Regions from separate parts of the Homo sapiens genome. Here region 1 is linked to region 2. A link is a loop called in an ENCODE intact Hi-C map of the cell type or tissue named here. Cell type or tissue: heart right ventricle. All regions are shown on one strand. Links, peaks and the distances in the headings refer to the core of each region. The heading gives the core; the rest is flanking DNA.

Region 1 (6,537 bases), core at 967-5,966, 110 kb before region 2:
TCTTATGGAAACGAGGTGTGGTCATCACCATATCCATCTCAAAGTGCACCCGGGAAGATTGAATGGAGGTAAGCAACCTGGCACACAGCACCGGGGCAATAGAGGTCAGCTGCTACTCTTATTTATTTATTTGAGGCAGAGTCTTGCTGTGTCGCCCAGGCTGGAGTGTAATGGCACAGTCTTGGCTCACTGCAACCTCCGCCTCCTGGGTTCAAGTGATTCTCCTGCCTCAGCCTCCCGAGTAGCTGGGATTACAGGTGCCCACCACCATGCCTGGCTACTTTTTGTATTTTCAGTAGAGACGGGGTTTCACCATGTTGGCCAGGCTGGTCTCCAACTCCTGACTTCAGGTGATCTGCCTGCCTCGGCTTCCCAAAGTGCTGGGATTACAGGCATGAGCCACTGCACCCCACCCAGCTGCTACTCTTATTAATTAGCATTATGGGCCTCTGCCTGGAAGCCCCAGTGTCTTATTGAATGTGGAAGGCCCTTAACAACCTGGCTTTTGATTTCCTCTCTTGCCTTAACCCCCCTTCCCCATCCCTGCTTTCTATGTTCCAGCCCAAATGATCTTTAATTGTTTCCTGAAATGAGTTCTTCCCTCCAGACCTTTGCCCATGTTCCCTCTATCTTTCCTTTGTACAAATTTAGACCTCAGTTCCCTGGCAACCTCCCCAGCCCATGATGGCATGGAGGGTCCCTCCTGAGAGCCATCCCTCATATGCACCCCCAGGATCTCTATTGCCATTGCTTGTTTACTTGTTGTCTACCCAGCAGACTGTGAACTCCAGGCAGCAGGGCAAAAGTCCCCAAGTCTCTAGTACCTGGTGCAGGTCCTACTTACTGGAGGTTCCCAGGGAATCTTAGCTGAATTATCAGAAGGATGAGTGGTGTCTGTCAGTATACAGTTAGTGTCTAATGAGTGTGGGCTAACTGCAGTGGGAAATTAGGGCCCAATAAAGCATGGTGCATATTTGTGGGAAGTGGTGGTCAGGAAAGGTTTGCTGTGAGAAATGAGGCCATAACACGTCCTTGGGAGATGCTGCTCAGGCTGAGAGAAGGGAGAGGCATTTAGTTGTCCTCCATGAATGTTTATTAAAGTGCCTGACTTACTTAGCAGGCTGCCCCTGATCTCAGGAAGCCGTTTACCCATACTATGTGTTTGGGGAGCTAGATCTCAGGTGGAATTTACATTTGAGACAAATGTATTGTTGATTGACATGGAAAAAAGCTGTGGGAACTGGTGCTTCAGAGAGAGAGTGATACTTGAGCAGGGCTGTGAAGAATGCATAGGAGTTCATAAGGTAGGTAAGAGAGGACGAGCAGCATGTGCTGAGAGAACAGACCATGAGAAGCCATTGAGGGAAGAAACACGTTTAAGGAATGTTGGAAAGTATGATAGGGCTACATTCAAGGTGACAAGATGAGGCGGTATATTACCAAAATGTGTGAATATCAGGCTATGGAGTTTGGACATTATCCCACAGCTCATTCCTTCAGGTATTTATTCCACTAATATTTACTCAGCACTTACTATATATTAGACTGTGCTAGGTACTGGGCACACCTCAGTGAAAAAATAAAGGTCTTGTTCCCTGTCCCTGTGGAGCTTAGAGTCTAGGAAGGATCCAATGAAAATGATCAAGCAGTAAGCAACATAGTCAATCCAGGATCTTAGGAAAAATGAGTTCATAGTAGCTGAAGTGGAGGATGGATCAGAAGGCAGAGGTGAGGAAACAGGTCAGAAGGAGGCTGGAAAGCGCACAGGCCAGAGATGAGTGTCTGAGCCTGGGCGGTGTGGAGGGGATGGAGAGGAGGCGACGTGTGATAGATCAGAAATGGCTGCACATCGTTGCTGCTCCTCCTATCAAGAAATAGAGTCTAATTTTTGGCCCTTGCATTGAACTGCTTGATCAGTAAATAGAATGTGGCAGAAGTGATGTTTGGGACTTCCAAGGCTGAGTCATAAGAAAGCACACAGGTTGCTTGGGATCCTTGGAACACTCCATGTGGAAGCCTTGAGCCCCCATGGAATCCAGTTACCCCAAGGCTGCCACGTGACAGGTGCTCTGGAGGACAGTTTCAGTGGAGCTCTGCCTTCCAGGCGTCCCCATCATGATGCCAGACATGCGAGTGAAGCCAACACAGGGCTTTCAGAAGGGCCCATCCACCAGCTGAATAGTACTTGAGTAGCACCCATGCACGCCATAGGGACTGGAAGATTTACCCGGCTGAACCCTGTGTGAATTCCTGATCAACACAAATCTCAAGATAGAATAAAATCGTTTTCATTATCAGTCACTAAGTTGTAGAGTAGTTTAGTATACAGCAACAGAGAAACTGGAACAGAATGGAAGACAGAGGCCCTCAGAAGGCAAAGCCAACAGGGCCTACCCTCTAGATGGAAGGAAGAATGCCTGTCACTAAAGGCGGCGTTGAGGGATTGGGGCATTGACATTGGAGTTACCAGATTTAGGAAAATAAAAATACAGGATGCCCCGGTGAATTTCGGGTAAAGAATGAATACATTTGTAGTATAGTATCTCCCGTGTTGTATGGGACATACTTATACTAAACACTCATTGTTAACCTAAAATCCAAAGCTAACTGAGCACCCAGTATTTCACCTGGCCACCTGGTCCAAGTTGGGGAAATGATCTGTGTAAGGGCTAGAGGTGGAGATCTAGGAAGACATCTAGGAAGCCTGAGAGATGATGGGGTGAGGGGCCCTGGGGTCAAATGTGTAGGGTCCGGGAAGCCCAGGCAGGGGGCAGACTGTGCCACTGGCCGTGGAGAGTCCATGTGGGTCCATGTGGGAACTGGAGCATGTTCCCTTGGCAAGTTTCTTGGCTGTGGCTGTGCCTGGGCCCCCTCTCAGGAGCCACACTCTATATGTGGTGCTAGTGACCGGGACAGGCAAGTGCAGCCCTCTCTGCCCTGACGCGCCACCTCCCTGCAGCATGTGAGGAATGTGGCCTGCTGAGAGCTCCCTGCATGGCTGTGGCTGGGTGCCCAGGCTGCTGTCCATCTGCCCTGCGGAGGCATCTCCTTCCCCATCCCATCCTGTTGGTTCTCCTTGCAGACTGCTGTCCCATTAAATCCACAGACTTCTCCTCCACATCTTCAGAAATGCTGACACACGAGCACTGTCTGGAGACTTGTCTGCTGGTGGTGTGTGGAGCGCTCCCCGGAGCAGGGCTGGGCTGAGGTGGCAGAGAGCTCTCCTCCCTCCTGCAGGGCCTGGGGCTGGGGGACTCCTGGCACTCTCCACTCTCTCTTCTGTTCCCAGCCTCCTGGAGAGCCAGGCCTTTTCTAACCCTGGGAAGCCCCCGGGAGAGGTGCATTCAGGCTGCTACTCCAGGGTCTGCTGCTTCTGTCCTGTCTCTCCCCAGACCCTCACAATAGCTGTGTCTGACGTCTCTCACCTGGAGAGGAAGCTGTCCTCCTAAGTCTGCATGCAGAGCCGCAGCCACCTCTGAGCTAGGGGAAGTGTGGGGTTCTGGCCTGGGTTGGGAAGTCCCTCTTATGGCCACACCTCTTCCCTTGGGGCTCTGGCTTGGAGTCCCTTTGAAGCAGGCCTTTCTCTACAACCTCCTATGGCTCCCCATTGCCCATGCATCAGCCTGAATGGCCTGGTTGGCCTCACCCTGCCTACCCCAGTCTGCCCATCACCTTTTCTTCCTCTTGACCCAGACACACCACCCTGGTTGGCAGGAACCTTCCCTCTGCACATCCTCTCCCCCAGCACTGCTCAGACTCCACTTCTTTGTTGGGAAACCATCAGACCTACTGTGTGCTGAGCACTGAGCTAGGTGCTCTAGGGGACACCATGTGATTTGGATGAGGCCCCCCCCTTCAAGGAATGAGGGGTTCCCTTGAGAAGACAGGGAGGTACGGTAGACAGATGGGCAAACCAAGTCAGAACTGGGTGTCTTCCCTTCTAGAGTCAAGAATCTAGAGCCGATCTCTTCAATGCTAGCAAGTGACTGAGTGACCATGACTGAGTGCCCCGAGGTTTCTGAGCCTCAGGTGCCTCATCATGAACTGTAGCCAATGCTACTCTTTTCCTTCCTACCCCACAGAGTGTGAGAATCAAGTGAGACAGCAATTGCGAAAGCTGGGCAGCAACATGTTTCTTAGTGGATAGGGATTATTTTTGTCTGGTGGAGCACATCTTTGTTTATTTGTTTGTTTGTCTGAACATAAAGGGCTGCTCTGCAGAAGCGGAGGACAAATGGTTCAACTCCAGCTGGGTGAGTTGAGGCAGGTTCCGTGGAGAAGGGTCACTGGAGGTGGGACTGAAAGAGCACGAAGGGATTTTCCATGAAGATGAAGTCAAGATGGGGCAGCGAGCGGTGGGAAGGGCGTTTCATTCTCTGCAGATGGCATGTGCAAAGCCACTGGAGAGCAACAGAGCCTGGCATATGTGGCCACCCAGGCTGACACCCAGGGTGTGTGAGGAAGGGTGAGACAGAATGGGGAGCCCAGGGATGCTGGAGGGAAGAGGTCACCCTGGGGTCAGCATGGGAAGGCCTTTGCCTGCCAGCTGAGGAGTCTGGACTTCATCCACTTGACAGCGGGGAGCCAAGGAAGGCTTTTTGCAGGAGTGACACGGTCAAAGGCATGCCTTGCCCCTTCTTGATGCCGTCGTAGCTCCTCTCCCTTTTTTCAAATTTTGCCTCCTCTGTGGAGTTTTCTCTAAATGTTCTGAGTCCCCCGACTCGGGGCACAGCTGATGCTCTTGGGGCTGACCAAGGAGGGGGTTGCCTCCTGTCTGTCCTTCCCCGGTGCCAGCCTGAAGCCCAGTGCTGCCTAGGTACCTCATGTCCTTCACCGAATCTCACTGACTGTCCCAGTACGCATAAACCGTGCTCCTGTCTCTTGCTCTGTGATGTTGGCATGAAATACTCAGATGCCACCACAGCAAGGATTGACCCACATCTCTGGGGTCAAACCAGCTCGGAGGGGCCAAGTCATGTCTCGATTTGATTTTCCTGGATTAGAGTCAAGCTCAGTGACTGTAACAAAAACAGCACCCCCTCCCTTGGTTTAGAAGAGTTGTCATCCCTGGATCTGGCGGCTCTGGGCTGTTTTTATTTTTAACAACCAGAGTTGCCTTGTGGCTGGAGGTGAAAAGCAAAATGCATAGAGAGCAGAGAGGAGGCTGTGTCTATGGGGTCCCTATGGATGGGGGCACAATCATCTCACGAGCGCCTTGGTGACGTCGAGGCTGCACCCTCATTCATAGCCTCCAGGAATTCTCTATGTAGATCTTAAAGTCCCAAAGGGTACTCTGGTTCTATTCTTAACTCTGTAAGAATAAGGGGGATACTTATAACTCTATAAGTATAAGGGAGAAACTGAGGCCCCATGTGGGATGCATCAACTCAGATCACACTGGGGGTCAATGGCAGAACCGGGAGTAGAACCGTGCTTCTTGCTTCCTGGTGGGTGCATTTTTTCCCGGCCCCAGCTTGGTTCTATGTATGGGGACTAAACTGAGTCAGGGAGAGCTTGGAGGGGAGGTGCTGGAGTTGAGATAGAGCTGGAAGAAAGGGAGCTTCAGTGACAGACACCGATGCAAAGCTGGGACAGAGCTGCTGGGGAAGATCTGGCTTAGATTTGGCCAAAAATTGTACACTGCTCATTTTAAATGCTGTATGGTGTGCCCAGTTCAGCCACCCATCCGCTGGAAAGGGTGGAAGGCAACACAATACTTTTTTTTTTTTTGAGATGGAGTCTTGCTCTGTTGCCCAGGCTGGAGCGCAGTGGCCCGATTTTGGCTCGCTGCAACCTTCACCTCCTGAGTTCAAGCAATTCTCCTGCCTCAGCCTCCTGAGTATCTGGGATTACAGGCGTGTGCCACCATGCCTGGGTAATTTTTGTATTTTTAGTAGAGATGGGGTTTCACCATGTTGGCCAGGCTTGTCTTGAACTCCTGATCTCAGGTGATCTACCCAGCTCAGCCTCCCAGAGTGCTGGGATTACAATCGTGAGCCACTGTGCCCGGCCAATACTTTCAAGATTTCCTAAGTATGGAAGGAGGAGCCACCCTTAGGCTCCGCTTGGAGCACGGCTGGAGAGGATAGCTGGGCATGAGCTGGGTATCCACTGAGTGCCAGGCATCTTTCTTACCTCCACCTATTTCTCCTGAGCACCTAGTCAGTTCTGGGTGTTGAGGGTATGGATATCAAAACAGAATCCTACACTTTATGGAGAAGACACCCATCTCGACAAGCACTGTTTTTTTTTTTTTTTTTTGAGATGGAGTTTCGCTCTTGTTTCCCAGGCTGGAGTGCAGTGGCAGGATCTCGGCTCACTGCAACCTCCACCTCCTGGGTTCAAGCAATTCTCCTGCCTCAGCCTCCTGAGTAGCTGGGATTACAGGCTAATTTTTTGTATTTTTAGTAGAGATGCGGTTTCACCATGTTGGCCAGGCTGGTCTTGAATTCCTGACCTCAGGTGATCCACCTGCCTCAGCCTCCCAAAGTGCTGGGATTACAGGCGTGAGCCACCGCACTGGCCTAAACAAGTACT
Region 2 (6,537 bases), core at 674-5,673:
TTGTGGTGATGGAGAACAGACCCGTGATGGCCAGGGGTTAGGGCTGACATAGGATGTGACAATATATTAAGAAGTGGCACATGGGATTTTCATTGTGGTGATGGAATAGTTCTGAATCCTGATTGAGGTGGTAGCTACATGATTCTCTACATGTGATAGAACTTCATAGAGTTATTCACAAAATTCCCCCAAAGTTAGTGCAAGTAAAATCCAAACAAAGTCTGTAGTTAATTGTACCATTGTCAATTTCCTGGTGTTGCTCATTGTACTATGATTATATAATATGCTGTCACTGGGGAAATTTTCAAAGGTACATGGGAATGCTCTGTACTATTTTTGTAACTTCAATGTGTGTCTAAAATTAAAAAAAAAAACCAAGATGCAGAACAATGTATATAATATCTGACTTTTTATATAAAAAAGCAGGGTAAGAATTTGTACTTATATTTACTTCCATACCCCTAAAGAAACTCTGGAAGTTAAAATAGATGAACAATAGTTATTGAGAGAGGAGACTGGTTGCAAGTATAGGCTGATGTTGAGAAGGAGGATTTTCTCTGTATATCTTTGATACTTTCTGGTTTATTTCTTTCAGACCCACTCCTAAGGAACTTTCGTGAGTTTTGAAGCATGTTTGTGGTTCTTAATTTGTTTTTAATTAAGAAAAAATGAACATGGGCTTTAGAGTTATGTGTAGCTATGTCTGAATCCCTGCCAGTATTTACTGGCTGTGTTACTTTGTATAAGTCAATTCACCGCTCTGTGCCTTGGTTTCTCTATCTGTAAAGAGAGCCTATAATAAGAGTGCCTGTCTCATAAGGTTATTATGAGGATTAAACAATCTAAAGTGTGTAGGGCATTTAGAGTGCTCCTACCTGGAAATATAGTGGTGTGTATTCTCTTCCCATCTCCCCATTTTGTAGAGATTGAAACTGAAGCAGAGAGATAGAAAGGCTGGTACAGGCCAGGCGCGGTGGCTCATGCCTGTAATCCCAGCACTTTGGGAGGCCGAGGCGGGCAGATCATGAAGTCAGGAGATCGAGACCATCTTGGCTAACATGGTGAAACCCCGTCTTTACTAAAAATACAAAAAATTAGCCAGGCGGTGGCGGGTACCTGTAATCCCAGCTACTCGGGAGGCTGAGGCAGGAGAATAGCGAGATCCTGGGAGGTGGAGCTTGCAGTGAGCTAAGATTGTGCCACTGCCCTCCAGCCTCGGGGACAGAGTGAGACTCTGTCTCAAAACAAACAAACAAACAAAAAAAACAAGGGCTGGTACAAGGTCACACATGGACAAACACCGGAGCTTGAACTCAAATCCATGTCTTACTCCAAAGCCCACATTCTTGACTTCTACACGCTCTTGCCTCGATTTCCCACTTGATAGTTCCTTCTCTGAGTTTCTGGCTGGAAAAAGGAGGCAGGAGAGGAGGCCAGCCAACCCCTAGCACAAATGTACTGTTTCCTCCAATCTCCTTCTTGTACCTGAATGCCACGGCCACAACAGGTAGTGGCCCTGGGAAGGGGTGGGGTCATGGTCATGCCTTAGTCAGGCACTGGGTTGTCAGGGTCAGCATGTTCTCAGGGTGTCCCCTGCCAACCCTACAATCAGGGCCAGCAGTAGAGACAGAGCAGTGATGGATCCCAGTGCCAGAACATCTTTTAATAAAATAAATTCATTTTAATTTCTAAATGGTAATTCCTATTTTCTATTAAATGAATGGCTTTCTCAGTACACCTTGAGCTGAGTGCATGATGAGGTGATGGTGACTCTCAAGCCTTGGGATTTGAGGAACTTGTACTGCTGTAGCCCTATCCTCAGGATGGGGGCTGGTGGGAGGATTTGCCCCCGAGAGCCTGGGTGATGCTCTCAGAGAGAGGGAGAAAGGCAGAGCAAGTCTGGGCCCAGGGTGGAGCTAAGGGGCTTCGACCTCACACGGTCCTAGCTCCAGACATGGCTTGGCTATCAGCTCATGGTCTCACCTTATGCCAATTGTTTCTTCCTTCCAGGATTCAGTTGCCTGTCTGAACAGTGACTACCATGAACTCTACATGCTGTCTACTTCTAACCCTCTTTGGCCTGACTCCAGCTTCAACACCTGGAAACATGGCAAAAAGAACAGGGGGACATTGGCTTGGACTGGAGCCACGTGTCAGAGTTTGACTCAAGGATAGTTGATGTAGAATGAAGAGAATGAGCAGGGAACAAGAGGTATAAATGTGCATGATGTTTATTCATTCAACAAACATCATTTGAGCCCCTGATTTGTAGTGTACCTTTTCTTAGTTGCTTTGGATACAGAGCTATATAGTCCATGCCAATCCAGTGGCTTCAAGTTGGGGGACAGATGAAAAGATTGGTGCCAGTGGCAAGGGTTGCAGAGAGAAATGCACAATGTACAGGGAGCCAGGAGGCAAAAGGATGGGAAGGGAGAGAGGCCCAAACCTACCACTCACCTGCAGGAAGACATTGTTTCTGATGTAGAGGTTTCACAATGGAGGCACATGGACCAAATTCCAGCATAGATATATTTGGCCTTAAGAGTGTGTTAAAAATTATAAGCTTCCAACTATGAAAATCAAGAGATTTTATATTAAAAATTGGAACTCTGCTCCTGAAGACCCAACAGAACAGGCCACATTCCCACAGGGGTTGGTTGGAGCCCAGTAGAGGTTGACCCTTAGGCATGGACTTCCTAGATCCCCAGCCTCATCATTCTCTACAGAAGCCCTGGCCTGCAAGTCCCACTTGCTTACTTTGCCTTTTCAACTTTGCTAACGTCTGAGTTTATGACTGCTAGACTTGTGAGTCCTGTAAAGGGTCACCAGCATGGTGGCTGGACCCATTCTGGGTGGGGTAGATGAAGGCCTGCCACTGGTGCCCACTCCCTGGAAGCCGTTTTATGCTTCTGATCATCATAAACACAGTCCCAGGCCACACAGGAAAGATGAGAAGCATCCCCCCAAGCCCGAAAGGCCCCCCTTCCCAGATGCAGAATCCAATTCAAACAGTTTTCCCTTTTTATTTGCTCATCTGAAAAGTCCTCCCAGATTCTCCTTCTTATTAACAACCTGCACACCATGCTGTGCTTAAAGTTCAGAGCGCCATAGGATACGGAGCCATAATTAATCTCAGTCCCTGAGTTCTAGAAGACTTAGAGCAATTATAATTTACTGTCGGAAAACCAATTTGGGGAAGCGGTGGTGTTCGCCCCCTGATCAGGACGCCACCAAATGCCACTTCCCGTCCACATGCTGCCTGCCGGGGGAGCAAGACCTTTAGTCTCTGCACCTCTGGGAGGTGTCAGAGTGGAGAAGACAGGAGGAAAGAAGAGGGAGTGGGTGTCGGCACAGGCTGGCCTGACCACTGCCAGGCACTGCCTCTTTGCTGGCTTTGTCACCCTGCTGTGGACACCTCTTCTCTTTCAATTTAGTTCAATTTCACAGTCACCCTCCACATCCTTTCCATGTCCCAGGCAGCGTTTGGCTTCAGCAGATGCCAAGGCCGGTGTTCCCTCTTCTGCCCTTACTCCTTTCCCGGGCCACTGTCAAACTTCCAGCTCCACAGACAGACGTTGCCTTTTTTCACTTTATTTCTTTTCTGCTCAAGGTCAGATTGTCATATCATCGAAATGACTTCGAGAGGACTGGGTCCGATGGACTCACCAGGCATGGTTCCAATTATCATTCAAGGGACAAGAGTGAAATGCCATGGTTCAAATGAAAACACTCACATCCACACAGGGTCAGGTGCACACACTGCTGGACGCAGCTGTGTGTTTATGGGCCTGTCTGCCCGGCCGCCCTGTGCTGGCCATGGGCCAGAAGCCACGTCCATTCCTCTACCAGACCAAGGACACGGCAGGAGGCCCCACGCAGGGTGGGCAGGTAATAAGTACCCACCAAGAGGGTTAACTTAATGGAAACACAGATATACACCAGTCTATGTGCAAATATAAACATCTACAAGGGAATGGGCTGATGATGACATTCATTCACTCATTTATTCATTCGCCCATTACTGACAGGTACCTGGACCTATCTAAGTCTTGGGAATATTGAAAGGAATATATGTTTGTTTTTGATGCCAGTTTAAACGTATCTATAATGCAGTATGATAAGAGCTCTACTAGAGACTCATTGAAGGTGTTATGGGAACACACAGGCAGGGCCCAGGCTATCCTGGAGTAGGTGATATTTGAGCAAGACCTGGATTCCTCTGCGCTTGTCTCCAGTTCTGCACTTCAAAGTTGTTCTGAGTTTATCGGCTTTTGTGCTAGTGTCTTTTTAGAGAAGGGACCCTGTCTTAGCAATCCTTGAATCCCTATCATTTAAAGTAGTGCCTGGCATGCGGGGTAACTTGTTTGGAACATGCACATAGGATAAATGAATAGTAAGCACTTTCTAGGCAAGGAAAGTGGAGCGGGGCACACCTGTGGAAGGGCAGCATGGAGAGGAGGAAGAATGCAGGGCTGCAGGTAAGGACAGGTACTAAGTGCCCCAAGGGCAGGGGCGAAAGGAAACGTGGCCAGTGCCGGAGTGAAGACGAGCTAAGCACACAGACCAGCTCCCAGGGGCACAGTAGGGTTACAGATTCTGCTACCTCCAGGAACAAGGCAGACAACAGAAATGAGGACAGGAGGAAGACATGAGACCATAGGGAGTGTGGGGCCCATGGAGAACTGAAAAGCACATGACCCTCCAACAGCACTGAAATGCAACATTAAAAGCACACCATTGGCACTCACCTGGAGTCTCAGCTGCTCGGAAGGCTAAGGCGGAAGGATTGCTTGAGCCCAGGAGTTTGAGGCTACAGTGAGCCACGATGGCACCACTGCACTCCAGCCTGAGCAACAGAGCGAGACTCTGTGTCTAAAAAAAATAAATAAATAAAGTAAGTGCTGTTAGCCAATCAAAATATTTGGGACATTGGGTGAGGTGCCAACTCTTCTTTCTCCCTGCTTAGTGCTGTACTGAGGGTTGTGCGGTACTGTGGAAAAAGTCCTGCCTGGAGTTTCTGGAGAACCAGAAGCAAATGTCAGATGCACTGCTCACTTGCTGGGGGAGCTTGGCCAAAGCTCTTTCCCTCTATGTGCTTCAGTTTACTCATCTATTTGCTTGCCTGTTCTGCCCACTTGCCAAGTTGGTTGAGGTGATGGATGCTCAGTGCCCTCTAGATACTAAAGCTCAGGTACCTGAGGGGCTTTCTTCCTGAGAATTAAGCCAGGCGAAGTCTGGGCTCCCCATGGAAAGAGGTGGTCAGTAGGGGACAGACAGCCTTACAGCAGATCTCCTGCAATGTCTCGCAGGAGACAGGGCTCTGTTAGAGCAGGAGATGCCCCTAACTTGAGCAGAAAAGGGGACTTTATGCAGCTGGAGGGACTGGGGCACAGAGAGTGGCTGGAGTGGCCCTAGAGGAGATTCTGGAAGAGCCAGAGCTGCTAAGAGAGGATGGTAGTAGGGGGTGGGGGGCGGGGCAGGGGACACTCCCATTAGCAGGTGGCTGAAGGCTTCACCTGAAGCGTGATTTCCTGGGACATGGCCAAAGCAGGAGCAGCATCTGAAAGAGGATGGGCAGAGGGTGGTCAGAATGATCTGAGACAGGCCAGGTGAAGGGTGGCCAGAATGATGGCCTCCGCAGGCCTGGTACAAAGGGTTGGGTTGGAATTATCAACTCTATGGCTACTCACAGCCAGACCCAGAGGCCCCATGCACTCCTCCTCCCCGAGGTCCGGGCCCAGGGCTTGTTCTTTCCCCATCCAGGGCCCTGCCTGGTTCTCGATGGGGCCTGGAGGGACTCCTAGCACAGCCCTAGGACTGTCTGTGGGCACTGTTAGGTGGGTGTTATTATGGGATTCCCCTGCCCCCAGGGAAAGCCAAGGATCTTGGGTGATGTCTGCTGAGAGGGCCCTGGCAACCCTAATTTCCAGGCCTCTCATTGTGCTGGTCCAAAGAAAGAAAAGGACTTGCTTAGGGTCTCCCATCTCCTTAGAGTTGGAGTCTCTTGGGCTTTGGTTGGGCTGGAACTCTCTGTTTAACTCTCAAGTGTTCAGGAGTGGAGGATTCAGAGCATTGCAGGGCTGAAAGGGAACTTAAAACTGATTAAGTCTATCTCTGTTCCTCCCAGCACTCCCATTGGAGATCGGCTTTTCTTCTTCTCTGTAGTTTAAAACTCCCCACTGCCAGGCTCAAGCCTGAGGTGACCTTCCCCACTGGAAGAGTTTGGGAAAGCAGGCGAGGCCTCAGAGTCACCACAATTAGCTTGCTGGAGACTCCTAGCCCCATGTGGCAGGACACTGTCCTGTCTGCCCCGGTATCTGTAGCACTGCAGAAGTGCCTGGTGCATGGAAGGTGCTCCGGGATAGTGTTGAATGAATGAGGCAATGGGTTAGAGCCCCAGGGAGAGATAGTGCACAGCCTGGCAGCTCAGCCTCCAGAGACCAAGGGGCACTGAGATAAATGCTTCAGAGCACCAGTCCTGAGGCAGCAGGAGCCTGGGTGCTGGGACCACCCTTGTGTCTGGGCTGGATCCAATCC

Evidence for each region. A loop is a pair of places that touch in the nucleus more often than their neighbours do. Peaks named below come from ENCODE experiments on the same cell type or tissue, not always from the same donor. Only the 100,000 strongest peaks of a DNase experiment are listed, where the experiment ranks them.
Region 1: a loop joins it to region 2, with 1.8 times the contacts of the local background. A loop is called at or near these places in 7 of 110 quality-filtered maps.

Annotation. Positions count from the first base shown.
Region 1 is chr10:78,978,547-78,985,083 of GRCh38, reverse strand. The region is part of intron 5 of ZMIZ1-AS1 (ZMIZ1 antisense RNA 1); the gene reads left to right. Among named protein-coding and RNA genes, the nearest start is that of ZMIZ1-AS1, 86 kb to the left of the region's middle. RefSeq lists a silencer at 2,632-2,823 and enhancers at 3,503-3,582, 4,062-4,562, 4,563-5,063. In heart right ventricle, for the core only: no CTCF peak of the experiment used is centred there; a DNase peak (open chromatin) is centred at 2,971.
Region 2 is chr10:78,866,989-78,873,525 of GRCh38, reverse strand. No RefSeq gene overlaps it. Among named protein-coding and RNA genes, the nearest start is that of ZMIZ1-AS1, 200 kb to the left of the region's middle. In heart right ventricle, for the core only: no CTCF peak of the experiment used is centred there; a DNase peak (open chromatin) is centred at 3,555.